2 separate regions of the Homo sapiens genome follow, and region 1 is linked to region 2. Evidence: read pairs that join two places in POLR2A ChIA-PET (ENCODE). Cell type or tissue: Panc1. All regions are shown on one strand. Links, peaks and the distances in the headings refer to the core of each region. The heading gives the core; the rest is flanking DNA.

The links. ChIA-PET counts read pairs that join two places held together with the same protein. Peaks named below come from ENCODE experiments on the same cell type or tissue, not always from the same donor. Only the 100,000 strongest peaks of a DNase experiment are listed, where the experiment ranks them.
Region 1: POLR2A ChIA-PET joins it to region 2 with 7 read pairs; 3 of 35 experiments call an interaction of 5 or more read pairs at or near these places.

What each region holds. Positions count from the first base shown.
Region 1 is chr19:14,543,891-14,549,215 of GRCh38, reverse strand. The region is part of intron 1 of TECR (trans-2,3-enoyl-CoA reductase); the gene reads right to left. It also overlaps a transcript of DNAJB1 not described here. Among named protein-coding and RNA genes, the nearest start is that of TECR, 17 kb to the right of the region's middle. In Panc1, for the core only: no CTCF peak of the experiment used is centred there; no DNase peak of the experiment used is centred there.
Region 2 is chr19:13,785,489-13,793,132 of GRCh38, reverse strand. No RefSeq gene overlaps it. Among named protein-coding and RNA genes, the nearest start is that of ZSWIM4, 6.1 kb to the left of the region's middle. RefSeq lists enhancers at 4,959-5,248, 6,313-7,274. In Panc1, for the core only: no CTCF peak of the experiment used is centred there; no DNase peak of the experiment used is centred there; H3K4me3 peaks cover 19 bases; H3K27ac peaks cover 263 bases.

The DNA.
Region 1 (5,325 bases), core at 2,716-5,215, 760 kb before region 2:
AAAAGTCCAATTAAAGGTTGTGGAAATAATTCTGTGAAGGTAATGATGGCTTAGACAAATGGGTCAGCAAACTACAGCCGATAGGGCAACTCTGGTCTACTGCCGGCTTTTGAACCGACTAAAAATGGCTTTAACTTTTGTTTTATCTTTTAAAAAATACATGACGTTTTTACCTTTTTAAGCGGATGGAAAAAAAAAATCAAAGAAACCTATTTCATGATATGTGAAAATTAAATTCAAATTTTGGTGTCCATAAATAGAGTTGTATTGAACACGCCATGCTCACTGGATGTCATCTGTGGCTGCCACAGTGGTATCACTGCTGCTGAGATGTCTGAGATGGTTGGATGCGGTGGCTCCCGCCTGTAATCACAGCACTTTGGGAGGCCAAAGTGAGCAGATCACTTGAAATCAGGAGTTTGAGACCAGCCTGGCCAACATGGTGAACCCGTCTCTACCAAAATACAAAAATTAGCCAGACGTGGTGATGCGTGCCTGTAATCCCAGCTACTTGGGAGGCTGAGACAGGAGAATTGCTTGAACCTGGGAAGCGGAGGTTGCAGTGAGTCGAGATCGCACCACCGCACTCCAGCCTGGGCGACAGTGCAAAACTCCGTCTCTAAAAGAAAAAAAAGAGACGACAGAGATGAGCAGTGCTGCAGAGACCCTTAGGCAAAGCCTAAGATCTTTGCTAGCTGGATTAAGTTTGCCAACCCCTGGCTTAGGCCTGGTAACGGCAGTGAGGCTGATGAGAAGTGGTTAAATTCTAGAATGCTGAGCTAAGGGATGTGCTGACATTTGGACATGAGGCATGAGAGAAAGAGCAGAGTCAAACAGCTTAGGGCCTGGGTAACAAACAGGCCGGAACTGCCACCAAGGGGGTGGGGAAATGCAGGTTCAAGAGGAAAAATCAGAAGCTCCATTTTGGACATGTAAAGTTTGAAATGCCCATTAGGCCCAGGCACAGTGGCTCACACCTGTAATCCCAGCACTTTGGGAGGCCGAGGGGGCGGATCATGAAGTCAGGAGATCGACACGATCCTGGCTAACACGGTGAAACCCCATCTCTACAAAAAATACAAAAAATTAGCTGGGCATGGTGGTGGGCGCCTGTAGTCCCAGCTACTTGGGAGGCTGAGGCAGAAGAATCGCTTGACCCAGGAGGCAGAGGTGGCAGTGAACTGAGATCACACCACTGCACTCCAGCCTGGGTGACAGAGCGAGACTCCGTCTCAAAAAAAAAAAAAAAAAAGAAATGCCCATTAAACACACACATGGTTGGGAGGCCAAGGCAGGAGGATCCCTCGAGGCCCAGAGTCCAAGACCCAAGACCCAAGACCAACCTGGGCAACATCGCAAGACCCCATTTCTACCAAAAAAAAACAAAAGTAGCCGGCTGTAGGTGGTATGCACCTGTAGTCCTAGCATAATCAGGAAGCTAAGGCAAGAGTATCACTTAAGCCCAGGAGGCCCAAGCTGCAGTGAACTATAATAGCACCATTGCACTCCAACCTGGGTGACAGAATGAGACCCTGACTCAAAAAAAAAAAAAAATATTAGGTACAGTGGCTCACACCTGTAATCCCAGAACTTTGGGAGGCCAAGGCAGGTGGATTACCTGAGGTCAGGAGTTTGAGACCATCCTAGCTAACATGGTGAAAACTCATCTCGACTGAAAATACAAAAAATTAGCCAGGTGTGGTGGCACATGCCTGTAGTCCCAGCTACTCTGGAGACTGAGGCACGAGAATCACTTGAACTTGGGAGGCAGAGGTTGCAGTGAGCAGAGTTCATGCCACTGCACTCCAGCCTGGGCAACAGACTGAGACTCTGTCTCAAAAAACATAAAATAAAATAAAATAAAATAAAATAGGCCAGGTACGGTGGCTCACGCCTGTAACTAATATTTTTACCCAAGCTTTAAGAGTTGCAAAAGATGTCATTTCTGGCCTACTGTCGGTATTAAAAATTTTACATAAACATTTACAGGACTCTGTTAAATCTATCTAGAGTCTAAATGCTTCAGTAATTTGAAACCTACCATTATCCCTTTAAAAAAAAATAAGAGGCTATGAATAAGCTCTTTAACATTGGCTCTCTTTTTGCTTTGACGTTGGTTTCTGTTTCCCTCCTTCATAGGATCTTATTATAATACATGTTTATGACTGAAGGTTAGCACTGATTACCCTATCATGTTGATCAAATTGAAATTTAATTTTTAGGCTGGGTGCAGTGGCTCATGCCTGTAATCCCAGCACTTTGGGAGGCCAAGGCGGGCAGATCAGATCACTTGAGGTCAGGAGTTTGAGACCAGCCTGGCCAACATAGTGAAACCCTGTTTCTACTAAAAATACTAAAGTTAGCTGGGCGTAGTGGTGTGCACCTGTAGTCCCAGCTACCTGGGAGGCTAAGGTGGGAGAATGGCTTGAACCCGCCCTCAGAGGTGGAGGTTGCAGCAAGCCAAGATCGCGACACGGCACTCCAGCCAGGGCAACAGAGCAAGACTCCGTCTTAAAAAAAGAAAAGAAAAAATAATGTTTAAGAAATATTTCAGTGACCAAAGGTTCTAAGCATAGAAAGAAAAATCCAGGCTAGACACGGTAGTGCATGCAGCCAGGCCAAGATAGTGAGAGCCCTGTTTCTGTAATAAATAAATAAAAAGAAAATTTCTGCAGGAGGTTGCTCACTACAACCTCTGCCTCCCGGGTTCAAGCAATTCTCCTGCCTCAGCCTCGCAAGTAGCCAGGATTACAGACACGTGCCACTGCACCTGGTTAATTTTTGTATTTTTAGTAGAAGAGGGGTTTCAGCATGTTGACCAGGCTGGTCTTGAACTCCTGACCTCAAGTGATCCGCCCACCTCAGCCTTCCAAAGTGCTGAAATTACAGGTGTGAGCCACTACACCTGGCCTAGGGTGGAGTTTTCTCAGAGCAAAAAAAAAAATCCCAAATCTAGAATTCCTTCTGAGTTAGATGCCCAAAAACTTTCAGTGTGATCTATGATCGGAAATGTCTGTAATGATTTCCCAGCTGAGTAGCCCCCAGCGCCGCCCCCATGATTTTTCTGAAAGCAGATTTGTGACCACCCCAGGTGCAGAAGGACTTGGTCCCCAGGGACGAGCTAGCATGGATCACTTCCTCACCTTCCAGGCAGGTCCCCCAAGAGTCAGTGGCATGGCGGGCGTGACCCAGCCAGGAAGGGAGATCAGGGTCCCAACTCCTAGTCCAGCCATGTCCTGGGGGCTCTATGTGGCCCAGAGGAGCTCTGATCAGGCCTTGGATGGAATACTGAGCCACTCAGCTCTGCCTGAGGGAGGCTGCGGTTACCTGCTGCGTTGTGACCCATTTCCGATGCTCCTCGGGGACAGCAGGAAGAAGCCAGGGAACCCACACAGCCCTTTCCCAAGCCGCAGCCCTTTCCCAAGCACAGCAGGGATGTACTTGTCACACGGAGACCTACAAAGGGCTCAACCGTGTGCAGGGGTGTCTGTCACTCCCAAAAACCTTTTCTGCTAACTGTGCAGTTTGCACTCGCCATGCACGCAACCAACACGGACTGTGCCCCTTGCTGCGTCGGGCCTGCCTGTGCCAGCTGCTGGGCTCAGTGATGAATGGCAGTCAGGCGGGTGTAACAAGAGCGTGCGGGCAGCGATCCAAGGGCCGGGATATGACAGTGCGCACGACTGAGAGAGGCTATCCCCCCCACCCCCTAGGCTTGCTGGTGCTCAAGGGGACATGAACAAAGCACCTATTACATAATACGGGGTCACGATGTACCAGGAGCTGTGGAGAGGAGACAGCGGTGCAGAGGGCCCAGAGGGCCACAGTGGGTGTGCCCGGGAGGACCCTGCTGAGGAAATGGGATTTCAGCTGAGGGCCAGCATGAGGCTCCCTGGCGGGGAATGCAAAGGCCCTGGGGTAGCACAGAGCTTTGGGGAAGCGGGTGACACCCGGAGGCTGGAACAGAGTAAATTTTAGGGGGAGCAGCTAAGCAGCAGGCTGGAGCAGAGCCAAGACAAGTGCTTTAGGTTTTACCCTTGAGCAATGAGGAATCGCTGGAATGCCACAGGCTGCTTTGGTTTCTTGAAGAATCATCTCTCTGCTGGGGACAGAGGAACAGTAAGGGAGCAAATGTGGCTTCAGAGACAGTGGTGAGAGGCTTAGAAACAACTCAGGGCAGAGACTCAGGTGCTTGGACCAGGGAGGGAACAGAGAAGGGAAGGAGTGAAAAGGACACCGCAGTTCCTAGATTCTGATGTGTCAATGGTTCAAAACAAGCCACGTGCTGGGCATGGTGGCTCTTGTCTGTAATCCCAGCACTTTGGGAAACAGAGGCAGGAGGATCACTGGAGCCCATGAGTTCAAGACCAGCTTAGGCAACACAGCAAGACCCCATCTCTACAGAAAATTTTCAAATTAGCCGGGCGTGATGGCATGCACCTGTGGTCTCAGCTACTTGGGAGGCCGGGGCACAAGAATCCCTTGAACCCAGGAGTTGGAGTTGCAGGGAGCCGTGATCGTGCCACTGCACTCCAGCATGGGCGACAGAGTGAGACCCTGTCTCAAAAAAAAAAAAAAAAGGAATGGCCAAACACCGCAGCAGCAAAAGATGAGCCCGGTTCATGGAAGAGCAGAACCCTCTGCTACTATCACCAAGGATATGCTATAAGCTCAGGACCCGCACTCAAAGCCAGACCTGCCAGTCCCATAGAATGGCCGCACACCCCGAGATCATGCAAGCATCCTCGTCCTGATCAGTTGCAGTGACTTTTGAGGGCAGGCATCAATTATGCGGCTGAACGGCTGAGCCTGTCCTGTGTGCTCCGTAAGACAGTGGCCTCTATCAAACATACACATACTCGTTCCACAAGTATCCAGAGACCCTCCCCAGGGCCAGGGGTTACAGGGGAGAGCCAGGGGCTTACACAAACATGCCTTATCAGAAGGTGCCAAGTGCTGTGTGGAGAACTCAAACATGAGGTGACAAGGTGATGAGTGTGGCCTGGGTGAGTCAGGGGCAGAGGCTTCTCGGAGGTATTTTGTCACATTCAGACCAAGACCACACAGCCAGCCTCTCCAGAAACCATCCCCACACCAGTATTTGGATAGGGATTCTCCAGCTCTGTCCTCTGTGGATCCCCCACCCCTGGCTGGGAGATTTTGTTAAACTATTCTCCAGGCCCGGCACGTTGGCTCACACCTGTAATCCTAGCACTTTGGGAGGCTGAGGCGGGAGGATCATTTGAGGTCAGGAGTTCGAGACCTGCCTGGCCAACATGGTGAAACCCTGTCTCTACTAAAAATACAAAAATAAGCCAGGTGTGG
Region 2 (7,644 bases), core at 2,616-5,115:
GGCGAAAACCCATCTCTATTAAAAAATAAGAAAATCAGCTGGGCGTGGTGGCACAAGCCAGTAGTCCCAGCTACTCTGGAGGCTGTGACAGGAGGATCTCTCGAGCCCAAGAGGTTCAGGCTACAGTGAGATATGATTGTATCACTGTGCTCCAGCCGGAGTGACAGTGTGACCGTCTCAGGAAAACAAACAAACAAACAAAAAAACAGAAAACGAGGCCGGGCAAGGTGTCTCACACCTGTAATCCCAGCACTTTCGAAGACTGAGACAGGCGGATCACCTGAGGTCTGGAGTTCAAGACCAGCCTGGCCAACATGGTGAAACCCCGTCTCTACTAAAAATACAAAAATTAGGGCCGGGCACAGTGGCTCACGCCTGTAATCCCAGCACTTCGGGAGGCCGAGGCGGGCGGATCATGAGGTCAGGAGATGCAGACCATCCTGGTTAACACGGTGAAACCCCGTCTTTATTAAAAATACAAAAAAATTAGCCTGGCGTGGGGGCGGGCACCTGTAGTCCCAGCTACTCCGGAGGCTGAGGCAGGAGAATGGCGTGAACCCGGGAGGTGGAGCTTGCAGTGAGCTGAGATCGCGCCACTGCACTCCAGCCTGGGCAATAGAGCAAGACTCCGCCTCAAAAAACAAAACAAAACAAAACAAAACAAAAATCAGCTGGGCGTGGTGGCGGGCGCCTGTAATCCCAGCTGCTTGCGAGGCTGAGGCAGGAGAATCACTTGAACCCAGGAGGCGGAGTTTGCAGTGAGCCAAGATTGCACCACGGCACTCCAGCCTGGGCAACAAAGTGAGACTCTGTCTCAAAAAAAAAAAAAAAAAGACAGAACAAAAGAAAGCAAATGTTTAGTGTTGTTAACATGTTGAAATTATATTTTAGATAAACTTGGTTTAATAAAATACATTATTAAAATTGATTTCATATATTTTCTTTTACATGGTTTCAGGACATTTAAATTACGTATGTAGGCTGGGTACAGTGGCTCAGGGCTGTAATCCCAGCACTTTGGAAGGCCGAGGCGGGCAGATCATCTGAGGTCAGGAGTTTAAGACCAGCTTAGGCGGGGCGCGGTGGCTCACTCCTGTAATCCCAGCACTTTGGGAGGCCGAGGAGGGCGGATCGCAAGGTCAGGAGTTTGAGACCAGCCTGGCCAACATAGTGAAACCCCGTCTCTACTAAAAATACAAAAAATTAGCTGGGCCTGGTGGCGGGTGCCTGTAATCCCAGCTACTTGGGAGGCTGAGGCAGGAGAATGGCGTGAACCCGGGAGGTGGAGGTTGAAGTAAGCTGAGATCACAGTGTTGCACTCCAGCCTGGGCGACAGAACGAGACTCCGTCTCAAAAAAAGAAAAAAAAAAAAAAAGACCAGCTTGGCCAACATGGTGAAACCTGTCTCTACTAAAAATACAAAAAATTAGCCAGGCATGGTGGTGCGTGCCTGTAATCCCAGCTACGTGGGAGGCTGAGGGAGGAGAATCGCTTGAACCTGGGAGGCAGAGGTTGCAGTGAGCCAACATCGCACCACTGCACTCCAGCCTGGGTGAAAGAGTGAGACTCCATCTCAAAAAAAATATATATATATATATATAAAATAAATAAATAAAGTAAAATAAAATAAAATAACATATGTGGCAGGGCACAGTGGTTGGTCCCTGTAAACACAGCACTTTGGGAGGCTGAGCGGAGAGCAGCACTTGAGTCCAGGAGTTTGTGACTGGGCTAGGCAACACAGTGAGATGCTATCTCAAAAATAAATAAGTAAATAAATAAATAAATAAAAGTATATATGTGTCTCAAGTTGTATTTCTTTCTTTTTTTCCTTTTTTGTTTTTTGTTTTTTTTTTTTTTGAGCCGGAGTCTCGCTCTGTCACCAGGCTGGAGTGCAGTGGCGCGATCTCGGCTCACTGCAACCTCACTTGAACCTTGGGTTCAAGCAAGTCTCCTGCCTCAGCCTCCCAAGTAGCTGGGACTATAGGTGTGCGTCACCACACCCGGCCAATTTTTGCATTTTTAATAGAGATGGGGTTTTACCATGTTGGCCAGGCTGGTCTCGAACTCCTGACTTCAAGTGATCCACCTGCCTTGGCCTCCCAAAGTCCTGGGATTACAGGCGTGAGCCACCATCCCTGGTTAATTTTTTTTTTTTTTTGAGACGGAGTTTCGCTTTTGTTGCCCAGGCTGGAGTGCAATGGCGTGATCTCGGCTCACCGCAGCCTCCACCTCCCGGGTTCAAGCGATTCTCCTGCCTCGCCTCCCAAGTAGCTGGGATTACAGGCACCCGCCACCATGCCCTTCTAATTTTTGTATTTTTAGTAGAGACGGGGTTTCTCCATGTTGGTCAGGCTGGTCTGGAACTCCCGACCTCAGGTGATTTGCCTGCTTCTGCTTCCCAAAGTGTGAGGATTACAGGTGTGAGCCAGCATGCCTGGCCAATTTTTTTGAATTTTGATAGAGAGGAAGTCTTGTTGTGTTGCCCATGGTCTTGAATTCCTGAGTTCAAGCAATCCTTCCGCCTCGGCCTCCCAGATTGCTGGGATTACAGGCGTGAGCCACCACATCCGGCTTGAGTTGTATTTCTGTTAGACAGTGCCCGTCTTGAGAAACCACAGCCTGCCACAGTGATAGCAACAGAAATAGCAATAATAATAATGTGTTGAGTGCTCATGCAATGCCCGTAGCTATGGAGATAAACGCTGAAGTATAAGCCGTCAAACAGTGTTGCAAAGTGGGGACTGTCACTTCCATTTCTTAGAGGAGGAAACTGAGGCTTGGAGAGGCTGAGCCACTTGCTTGAGGTCACCCAGCAGTAGGAGCTGGACTAGTGGAAGTCAACTGGGGGCTGCTTTGGAGCCCTAGACTTACTGGGGTATCTCCTTGCATAGGATTTAGACTTATGGGGAGTGAGTAACTGGGGTCAGAGGAGACACAGGGAGGAGTTCAAGCAAAGGATGGCCGGGTGCAGTGGCTCACACCTGTAATCCCAGCACTTGGGGAAGCTGAAGTGGGAGGATTGCTTGAGTCCAGGAGTTCAAGACCAGGCTGGGCAATATAGCGAGACCCCCCTCCCCCATTTCTAAAAATTTATTTGATGTTTATTTATTTATTTATTTTTTAATTTTTGAGATGGAGTCTTGCTGTGTAGCCCAGGCTGGAGTGCAGTGGTGCGATCTTGGCTCACTGTAACCTCTGCCTCCCGGGTTTAAGTGATTCTCCTGCCTCAGCCTCCCGAGTAGCTGGGTTTACAGGCATGTGCCACCACACCGGGCTAATTTTTTTGTATTTTTAATAGAGACGGTGTTTCACCGTGTTAGCCAGGCTGGTCTCGAACTCCTGACGTTGTGATCCACCCACCTCGGCCTCCCAAAGTGCTGGGATTACAGGCGTGAGCCACTGCACCTGGCCTATTTATTTATTAGTTTATTTATTTATTTTGAAATGGAGTCTTGCTCTGTTGCCCAGGCTGGAGTGCGGTGGCGAGTCTCAGGTCACTGCAAGCTCCACATCCTAGGGTCAAGCAATTCTCCTGTTTCAGCCTCCCGAGTAACTGGGACTATAGACGAGCGCCACTATACCCAGAAAATTTTTGTATTTTTACTAGAGACGGGGTTTCACCATGTTGGCCAGGCTGGTCTCAAACTCCTGACCTCAGGTTATCTGCCTGCCTCGGCCTCCCAAAGTGCTGGGATTACAGGTGTGAGCCACTGTGCCTGGCCTAAATTTTTTTTTTTTTTAATTAACCGGGTGTGGTGGTGCGCATCTGTAGTCCCAGCTACTCAGGAAGCTGTGGTGGGAGGATTGCTTGAGCCTAGAAGGTTGAGGCTGCAGTGAGCCATGATTGCGCCACTGCACTCCAGTCTGGGCGACAGAGCCAGACCTCGTCTCAAGAAAAAACAAACCAAGACAGAACAAAAATGAAAAGCATGTCTTTCTGGTGCTCCCCTTGCAAACAGGACCTCAGGGCTGGCTTTTCCCAGCAGCCCTCTTCAGCATCTGATACGTGGCTATGTCGGCTAAGTCTAGCTTTGAAAGGGCTCCAATGTACGTCCTGTAATGCTGAATCAGAGAAGTCACTCTAGGCCAGTGGGTAGACTTTAGGAGGAACACAGAATGGGGTATCAGAGGGTGAGAATGTCTTATTTAATTCTCTAACAATAGATACTAACATATATATATAGAGAGAGAGACAGACAGAGAGAGAGTCTTGCTCTGTTGCTCAGGCTGGAGTGCAGTGGAGCGATCTCAGCTCACTACAGCCTCCGCCTCCCGGGTTCAAGCTATTCTCCTGCCTCAGCCTCCTGAGTAGCTGGGATCACAGGGCAAACCCGGCTAATTTTTGTATTTTTAGTAGAGATGGGGTTTCACCATGTTGGCCAGGCTGGTCTCGAACTCCTGACATCAGGTCATCCACGCTCCTCCGCCTCCCAAAGTGCTGGGATTACAGGTGGGAGCCACTACGCCCTGCCTTCAAACAGCTAACCCTGTTTTGAGACAGGGTCTTGCTCTGTTGCGTGGGTTGAAGTGCAATGGCGTGATCACGACTTGCTGCAGCTTCAACCTCCCGGGCTCAAGTGGTCCACCTGCCTCAGCCTCGTGAGTAGCTGAGACTGCAGGCGTGTAGCACTATGCCTGGCTAATTTTTTAAAACAATTTTTTTAAAAGAGATGGGGTCTCACTATGTTGGCCAGGCTGATCTTGAGCTCCTGGGCTCAAGCGATCGATCCTTCCACCTTGGCTTCCCAAAGTGCTGGGATTACAGGTGTGAGGGGCTGTGCCCAGCCAGTCCCATCTACTTGAAAGGCAGAGGAGGTAGGATCGCTTATGCCTCGGAGTTCAAGACCAGCCTGGACAATATAGCAAGACTCTTGTCTCAAAAAAAAAAAAAAAAAAAAAAAAGAGGAAAAAAAGGAGTTTGATGGGGGTAGTTCCAACCACCTGCGTCCTTCCTTCTCAGTAAAGCCAGCAAGCTTGGGCTTTGGGGAAATGGAAGCCAGATTGATCCTGCCCGCGCCCAGCGTGAGCTCACTGTCTAGGCATGTACAGCTCCTGACCCCAAACCACGTGTGCTCTCAACCCGTGGAAGATGGGGCTACCCTGGGGGCTCAGATGAAGGTGGAGACAAGGACCCCCAGCTCGTGGATATCTCCACCCTAGCTTTCTGAGGGTCCCTCCCTTCTGCCAGCCCCCTGCAGCACCCCCAGCCACCGTTGACTCAGGCAGGAAACCAGCTGGGTAGGCTTCGCTTGCTTCCTGGTCGCGACGACGCAGCCCCTCCGGCATGCGCAGCTGGCAAGATTTCCTTCTTGCATTTCTTTTCTTTCTTTTTGAAACAGAAGTTCATGGGCAAAGTGTCAGGGCCCTGCCAGGAGAAGTGGTCGTGCCAGGTCGAGGCGGGGGAAGGTGGAGGCAGGAGAGAAAGGCTTAGGCAAGAATAACTGTGTTTTTTTGTTTTTTTTTTTTGTTGTTGTTTTTTTTTGAGACGGAGTTTCGCTCTTGTTGCCCAGGCCAGGCTGGAGTGCAATGGCGCGATGTTGGCTCACCGAAACCTCCACCTCCTGGGTTCAAGTGATTCTCCTGCCTCAGCCTCCTGAGTGGCTGGGATTACAGGCATGTGCCACCACGCCAGGCTTATTTTGTATTTTTAGTAGAGGCAGGGTTTCTCCATGTTGGTCAGGCAGGTCTCAAACTCCTAACCTCAGGTGATCCGCTCGCCTCAGCCTCCCAAAGTATTTTTTTTTTGAGACGGAGTCTCGCTTGCTCTGTTGCCCAGGCTGGAGTGCAGTGGCGGATCTTGACTCACTGCAACCTCTGCCTCCTGGGTTCAAGCAGGAGTTCAAGCAGCTTGAACCTCCTGGGTTCAAGCTGGATTCTCCTGCCTCAGCCTCCCTGTAATGGGATTACACGCCTGTAATCCCAGCACTGTAATCCCCGCCGCCAGCACTGTAATCCCCGCCGCCAGCCAAGGCGGGCGGATCACGAGGTCAGGAGATCGAGACCATCCTGGCTAACATGGTGAAACCCCGTCTCTACTAAAAAAGACAAAATTAGCTGGGCATGGTGGCGGGCGCCTGTGGTCCCAGCTACTCGGGAGGCTGAGGCAGAAGAATGGTGTGAACCCGGGAGGCGGAGCTTGCAGTGAGTCGAGATCGCGCCACTGCACTCCAGCCTGGGTGACAGAGCAAGACTCCGTCTCAAAAAAAAAAAAAAAGAAAGAAATTGGTATGTCCCTTATCCTTAGGCTCCTGAATTCACACTGAGAGGGAGTGGGGATCCCAATGTAACAGACAGAGAAACTGAGGCTCAGAAAGGCTTTAATTTTTTTTTTTTTTTGAGACAGAGTCTCACTCAGTCGCCCAGGCTGGGGTGGGGTGCAGTGACGTGATCTCGGCTCACTACAACCTTTGCCTCCCAGGTTCAAGCGATTCTCCTGCCTCAGCCCCCCGAGTAGCTGGGACTACAGGCGCCCGCCACCACGCCTGGCTAATTTTTGTATTTTTAGTAGAGATGGGGTTTCGCCATATTGGCCAGGCTGGTCTTGAATTCCTGACCTCAGGTGATCCACCTGCCTCGGCCTCCCAAAGTGCTGGGATTATAGGCGTGAGCCACAGCGCCCGGCCAATAACTGTCAGGAAAAGCCACATTTAATGACGCCTCTGTCCCTGGGAGAGGGGAGCTAGGGAGGGACAGAGAGGACGGGGGATGGCAGGACTTGGGTTCCCACTGCTCTGCCCCCAGCACACAAGCGCAGCTCCTAGTCACATTGGTATGTCCCGCCAGGCGCGGTGGCTCACGCCCGTAATCCCAGCACTTTGGGAGGCCGAGGCGGGCGGATCATGAGGTCAGGAGTTGAGACCGTCCTGGCTAACACGGTGAAACCCCGTCTCTACTAAAAAACACAAAAAATTAGCCGGGCATGGTGGCGGGTGCCTGCAGTCCCAGCCACTCCGGAGGCTGAGGCAGGAGAATGGTGTGAACCGGGAGGCGGAGCTTGCAGTGAGTCGAGATCGCACCACTGCACTCCAGTCTGGGCGACAGAGCGAGACTCCATCTCAAAAAAAAAAAAAAAAAAAAAAATTGGTATGTCCCTTATTCTTAGGCTCCTGAACTCACACTGAGGGGGAGTGGGGATCCCAATGTAACAGACAGAGAAACTGAGGCTCAGAAAGGTTTTAATTTTTTTTTTTTTTGAGACAGAGTCTCAGTTGCCCAGGCTGGGGTGGGGTGCAGTGACATGATCTCAGCTCACTACAACCTTCACCTCCCAGGTTCAAGTGATTCTCCTGTCTCAGCCTCCCGTTTTGTTTTGTTTTGTTTTGTTTTGTTTTTTGAGACAGAGTCTCACTCAGTCGCCCAGGCTGGGGTGGGGTGCAGTGACGTGATCTCGGCTCACTACAACCTCCGCCTCCCGGGTTCAAGCGATTCTCCTGCCTCAGCCTCCCGAGTAGCTGGGATTACAGGCGCGCACCACCACACCCGGCTAATTTTTGTACTTTTGGTAGAGACGAGGTTTCTTCATGTTGGCCAGGCTGGTGTTGAACTCCTGACCTCAAGTGATCTGCTGGCCTCAGCCTCCCAAAGTGCTGAGATTACAGGCATGAGCCACGGCCCCAGGCTGAGACTCAGAAAGGTGAAGGG